Linked DNA regions of Homo sapiens: region 1 is linked to region 2. Evidence: chromatin contacts called from ENCODE Hi-C or POLR2A ChIA-PET data. All regions are on one chromosome and are shown on one strand. The core of a region is the stretch at or near the end of the contact, and the rest is flanking DNA. Distances in the headings are between cores, read along the strand shown.

Region 1 (2,700 bases), core at 179-2,678, 1.1 Mb after region 2:
CCCACCCACCAAGTTATCCTTAAAAACTCTGCAGCCAGAATGTTCCGGGAGACTGATTTGAGTAATAATACAACCCAGGGCCAGGCGCGGTGGCTCATGCCCGTAATCTTAGCACTTTGGGAGGCCCAGGCTGGCGGATCACCTGAGGTCGGGAGTTCGAGACCAGCCTGGCCAATATGGAGAAACTCTGTCTCTACTAAAAATACAAAATTAGCAGTGTGTGGTACCACATGCCTGTAATCCCAGCTACTCGGGAGACTGAGGCAGGAGAATCGCTTGAACCCAGGAGGCGGAGGTTGCGGTGAGCCGAGATCACACCATTGCACTCCAGCGTGGCGACAAGAGCGAAACTCCATCTCAAAAAATAAATAAATTAATAATAATAATAATAAAACTCAGGTCTCCCACACAGCCAGTTCTGTGTTAATTACTCTTTCTCTATTGCAATTCCCGTCTTGATGAATCGGCTCTGTCTGGGGAGCAAGAAGACAGCTTTGACTCCCTATGATTTTATCTCTGACCAATCAGCACTCCTGGTTCACTGTCTTTCCCCCACCCACCAAGTTATCCTTAAAAACTCTGCTGCTGGAATGTTCGGGGAGACTGATTTGAGTAATAATACAACTCAAGGCCAGGCACCGGCAAGGTGAACCCCTTGGGCAGTTACAAGACACCTCATCTCTTCGAGCTTGTTTGCTTATCAATAAAATGGGCATGAAGATGATGATGATGATGAGCTGTTGCTGTGAGAGTTAACTGAATATTAAATGTGTTTCAGGCCGGGCGCGGTGGCTCACGCCTGTAATCCCAGCACTTTGGAAGGCCGAGGCGGGCGGATCACGAGGTCAGGGGATGGAGACCATCCTGGCTAACACGGTGAAACCCCGTCTTTACTGAAAATACAAAAAATTAGCCGGGCGTGGTGGCGGGCGCCTGTAGTCCCAGCAACCTGGGAAGCTGAGGCAGGAGAATGGCGTGAACCCGGGAGGCGGAGCTCGCAGTGAGCCAAGATGGCGCCACTGCACTCCAGCCTGGGCGGCAGGATGAGACTCCCTCTCAAAAAAAAAAAAAAAAAAAAAAGTTTTAAATATGTGTTTCAGGCTCACAGTAGCAGTTGCTCAGTTGCAATACTGTTTATTATTAGTGTCTCTGGGACTGATGGTGAGGATTCCTCCACACTTGTGGGAGTAGATGGAGGGAACCTGTGCCCAGCTTGGGTGTTTCCGGGCTGAGCACGCGCCTCTGGCTGGCTTCGGCCCCCCGGGACCCTCCTCTCCTGTCCCCTGCTCTCTTGCTCCCACTTTTCCTACCTCCCTTTTATTCAGGCCCAGCAGAAAGGGGATTCTCAGAAAGTGATACCTGGGGAAAAGAAAGCCAGGAAACGAGGGGGAAAAGGGTGGAGGCGACTTCGTCCCCACAAGCCTGGCTGGCTCCTCGCAACCGCAGGGTTTCGTGGGCTCCTCCCTGGCCTTCTGTTGCTTCCTGTTTCCTGGGTTTTGTTCTGAGAAACTTTGCAATTCCCCCACCCCTTCCTTCTCCCACGAGCAGCACAACCCTGTCCTCCTCCCTGTAGACCTCCCCTCTCTTTTCTCCCAGGCCTCTCTCGGCTTCCCCTAAACACACACGCGCGCACACACACACACACACACACACACACACACCCCGGCTGGCAGGCCTGCTCACCGATTTCTTATCACCTTTCCACCAGCCTGAGTAGACTCTCCTGCACTTTCCTGTCTGTTGGTCAGGAAGGCTGAGGGTGCCGTAGCCGTCTCGCTTCCCAAACTTCCAGTCCCCCTCATAGATGGCTCCTTTCTTCTTCCAGACCTGTGTTCCTTTCCCTGGTGACACACAGATGGGCAATGCTGCAGACATGGCCGCCGGGGGGTGGGGGTGGTGTGCCTGCCTGAGCCTCAGGGGCCCCCAACTAGACGAATCTAGAGAGCTGGGACAGGCTCTGCGCATCATCCTAGACACCAAGTACCCAGGAGAAGGCCAGGAAAGTTCCATTTCTTTCTTTCTTTCTTTCTTTCTTTTTTTTTTTTGAGGCAGTGTCTCACTCTGTCGCCCAGGCTGGAGTGCAGTGGCGCGATCTCAGCTCACTGCAACCTCTGCCTCCCGGGTTCAGGAGATACTCCTGCCTCAGCCTCCAGAGTAGCTAGGACTACAGGTGTGCGCCAACACACTTAGCTAATTTTGTGTTTTAGTAAAGATGGGGTTCCATGTTGGCCAGGCAGGTCTGAAACTCCTGACCTCAAGTGATATGCCCACCTCGGTCTCCCAAAGTGCTGGGATTACAGGCGTGAGCCACTGCGTCCGGCCAGAGGTAATTCTCTTATTTGTTGATTAGTGTCGCATGCCTGTCTTTTCCAGGAGAATGTGAGCTGCAGGAGGGCACAGACTTTGGTCTGTTTTGTTCCCTGCACTGAAAAACTGTGCCTGGAGGCTGGGTGCAGTGGCTCGAGCCTGTAATCCCAGCACTTTGGGAGGCTGAGGCGGGTGGATCACCTGAGGTCAGGAGTTCGAGACCAGCCTGACCAAAATGGCGAAACCCTGTGTCTACTAAAAATACAAAAATTAGCCAGGCGTGGTGGCAGGCGCCTGTAATCCCAGCTACTCAGGAAGCTGAGGCATGAGAATCTCTTGAACCTGGGAGGCGTGGGTTGCAGTGAGCCGAGATGACGTCGTTGCAGTGAGCCG
Region 2 (2,700 bases), core at 173-2,672:
ACTTTGGGAGGCCGAGGCAGGTGGATCACGAGGTCAGGAGATCCAGACCATCCTGGCTAACATGGTGAAACCCTGTCTGTACTAAAAAAAAAATACAAAAAATTAGCCGGGCATGGTGGCGGGCCCCTGTAGTCCCAGCTACTCGGGAGGCTGAGGCAGGAGAATGGCGTGAAGCCAGGAGGCGGAGCTTGCAGTGAGCCGAGATCGCGCCACTGCCTTCCAGCCTGGGGGTGACAGAGAGAGACTCAGTCTCAAAAAAAAAAAAAAAAAAAAAAAAAAAAAAAAAAGAAACCCCGTCTCTACTGAAAATACAAAAATTAGCAGGGCACAGTGGCAGATGCCTGTAATCCCAGCTACTCAGGAGGCTGAGGCAGGAGGATCGCTTGAACCTAGGAGGCTGAGGTTGCAGTGAGCCCATATTGCGCCATTGCACTCCAGCCTGGGCAACAAGAGCGAAACTCCGTCTCAAAATAAATAAATAAATAAATAAATAAATAAAAACAACCAAAAAAACCCCTATTTTTCTCTAGAGGTAAAGAACGGGGGCTTCAGACTCAGATTAAACTGGGTTTGAATACTGGTTCCGCCACTTACTGATATGTTCAACTGGGCAACTTCTTGCTTAACCTTTAAGTCTCAATTTCCTCACGTGTAATATGGTAATAACAATACCCACTACTGGAATGTTGAAAATGAGAATTGAAAATAATGTCTGTACGTTGCCTGGCACATCACAAACGCTCAGTTGATGGGATTTAGTCATCAGTATTCTGCTTTTAAAAAGGGGGCGTCTGGCTGGGCGCGGTGGCTCACGCCTGTAATCCCAGCACTTTGGGAGGCCGAGGCAGGCGAATCACCTGAGGTCAGGAGTTCGAGACCAGCCTGGTGAAACCCCATCTCTAGTAAGAATACAAAAAAGTTAGCCGGGCGTGCTGGCGGGCGCCTGTAATCCCAGCTACTCGGGAAGCTGAGGCAGGAGAATCGCTTGAACCCGGGAGGCGGAGGTTGCAGTGAGCCAAGATCGGACCATTGCACTCCAGTGTGGGCAACAAGAGCGAAATTCTGTCTCCAAAAAAAAAAAAAATCATAACTGCACAGACAACAACACTGGAACTAATTGGATGTTAAATCAACCCTAACTGGCCAGAAGAAACCAGACCATGGACGGTCAGATCCCTCCCATCCGCCCTCTCGCCCCTTTCACCTTTGCCCCCCTTCTCCTCTTCCGACACAGTCTCAAACCCAAAGTGCGTTTCCGCTGCCCGCTTCTCTTGGGACAAGAGCCGAGCACTTAGTAGGTCCCCGGGCCAAGAGCTACGAAGCCCGAGGAGCTGGCAGCCCCGCATCGCCCGCGACCACCCACGGCCGCAATAGCTCCATAGAGCACAGCTCCCGGGGGCCGCCATCTTGGTAGTCGAGTGACAACGGCCAGAGAGTACGCCTTGTTGCGTCACTCCACGAACGACGGCGGCTGGCCGGCAACATTATTAGCCGAACGCGCCCTGAAATCTGATACACAGTTGTGCCGGCATTATCTCTAGGATCCAAAGGGTGGTCTCTAAGTATCGGAAATCCCTTCCTCTCTCTCTTCTCAAATTGAATTTACAATTCACCAGGAATCAGGGGATCTCAGGGGAGCCCCGGGTCACCTCTTAGCGGCCATGTCTCTGAATCCGGCTAGGCAGAAAAGTACTAACTCGCAAGATATCCAGGAACTCTTGTTGTCTTGTGCAGAAGGGGGAAATTGAGGCATGGTGTGGTTAAAAAGCCAAGATCACGGGCCAATTCCTGCACACTTTGTTGAGCGTAAGAATCACTTGGTTTACGTTTTAAAATGAAGATTCCTGGGTCCCCAACTACCAGAGATTTTGATCTGACCTATATCCCTTTAATCTCTATTTAAACAAATTTCTCTGGCGATTCTGATGCTAAAGATGCAGACCATTCTTGAGAAACATATGTTACACTACTCTGAAAAATAAACATAGGACAGACTTCTTTGTTCTGTCCGTTTTATGAACCTAGGAAGCTCATAAATGGGAACGAAAGCTCTGGTATCCACTTAGCAAGCCAGAACCACCACTCACACTTGGTCTCCTGCTGACACAAAGCTACATTCCTAGCTCCAGGTGGCATGTCATGGGTGTTTTACTTCAGCCCCAGATTTTCAGTCTTTTTTTAATGGCAAGGGTAATGCAGACCGTCTTGTGCAAAATAAAGAACGGACGTTGTTGAGTTTTGCTTGGATTACTGTATGTTTCTGCTTTCATTCCATTTTAAATGTATGTTTCCTGTAAATATTTCACGAGGAGAAAGCGCCAATAGAAGAAACTGTTTTGAAATGAAAATTCTCTTCCTGGTTTAATATAGCCTGACAGATGGACACCTAACCGCTTTCGTTTGGGAAGTACTGCGCTGGGATTTCTGTTTCTTTCTCTTTTATTTTAAGAATGATAGAAGGTCCTCGTTGGTATAGTGATGAGAAAAAAAAAAGGAAGGATACAAGGGCGAAATGATTCATCCATGTATTCATAATTCTCATGTCTTTGTTAAAAGAAATTAAGTGGCTGGGTGCGGTGGCTCACGCCTGTAATCCCAACACTTTGGGAGCCCGAGGTGGGCGGATTGCATGAGGTCAGGAGTTCGAGACCAGCATGGCTAACATGGTGAAACCCCGTCTCTACTAAAATACAAAAATCA

The links. A loop is a pair of places that touch in the nucleus more often than their neighbours do. ChIA-PET counts read pairs that join two places held with the same protein, here RNA polymerase II (POLR2A). Pooled maps may share reads with other maps.
Region 1: a loop to region 2 is called in a pooled map, with 4 times the contacts of the local background. The contact joins the enhancer-like site here to the promoter of COQ5 in region 2. A Hi-C loop is called at or near these places in 1 of 50 pooled maps. POLR2A ChIA-PET finds 5 or more read pairs at or near these places in 2 of 52 experiments (OCI-LY7 and Panc1).

What each region holds. Positions count from the first base shown.
Region 1 is chr12:121,657,508-121,660,207 of GRCh38, forward strand. MORN3 (MORN repeat containing 3) reads right to left here. Exons shown (of 6, transcript NM_173855.5): 2 at 1,684-1,841. Among named protein-coding and RNA genes, the nearest start is that of MORN3, 11 kb to the right of the region's middle. Within about 2 kb of position 1,429, at least 18 of the 41 ENCODE cell types and tissues checked have a DNase peak (open chromatin) inside an H3K27ac peak, as active enhancers do.
Region 2 is chr12:120,527,736-120,530,435 of GRCh38, forward strand. It overlaps COQ5 (coenzyme Q5, methyltransferase), which reads right to left and starts at 1,423. Exons shown (of 7, transcript NM_032314.4): 1 at 1,205-1,423. The coding sequence starts at 1,406. RefSeq lists enhancers at 413-1,183, 1,184-1,953, 1,300-1,759.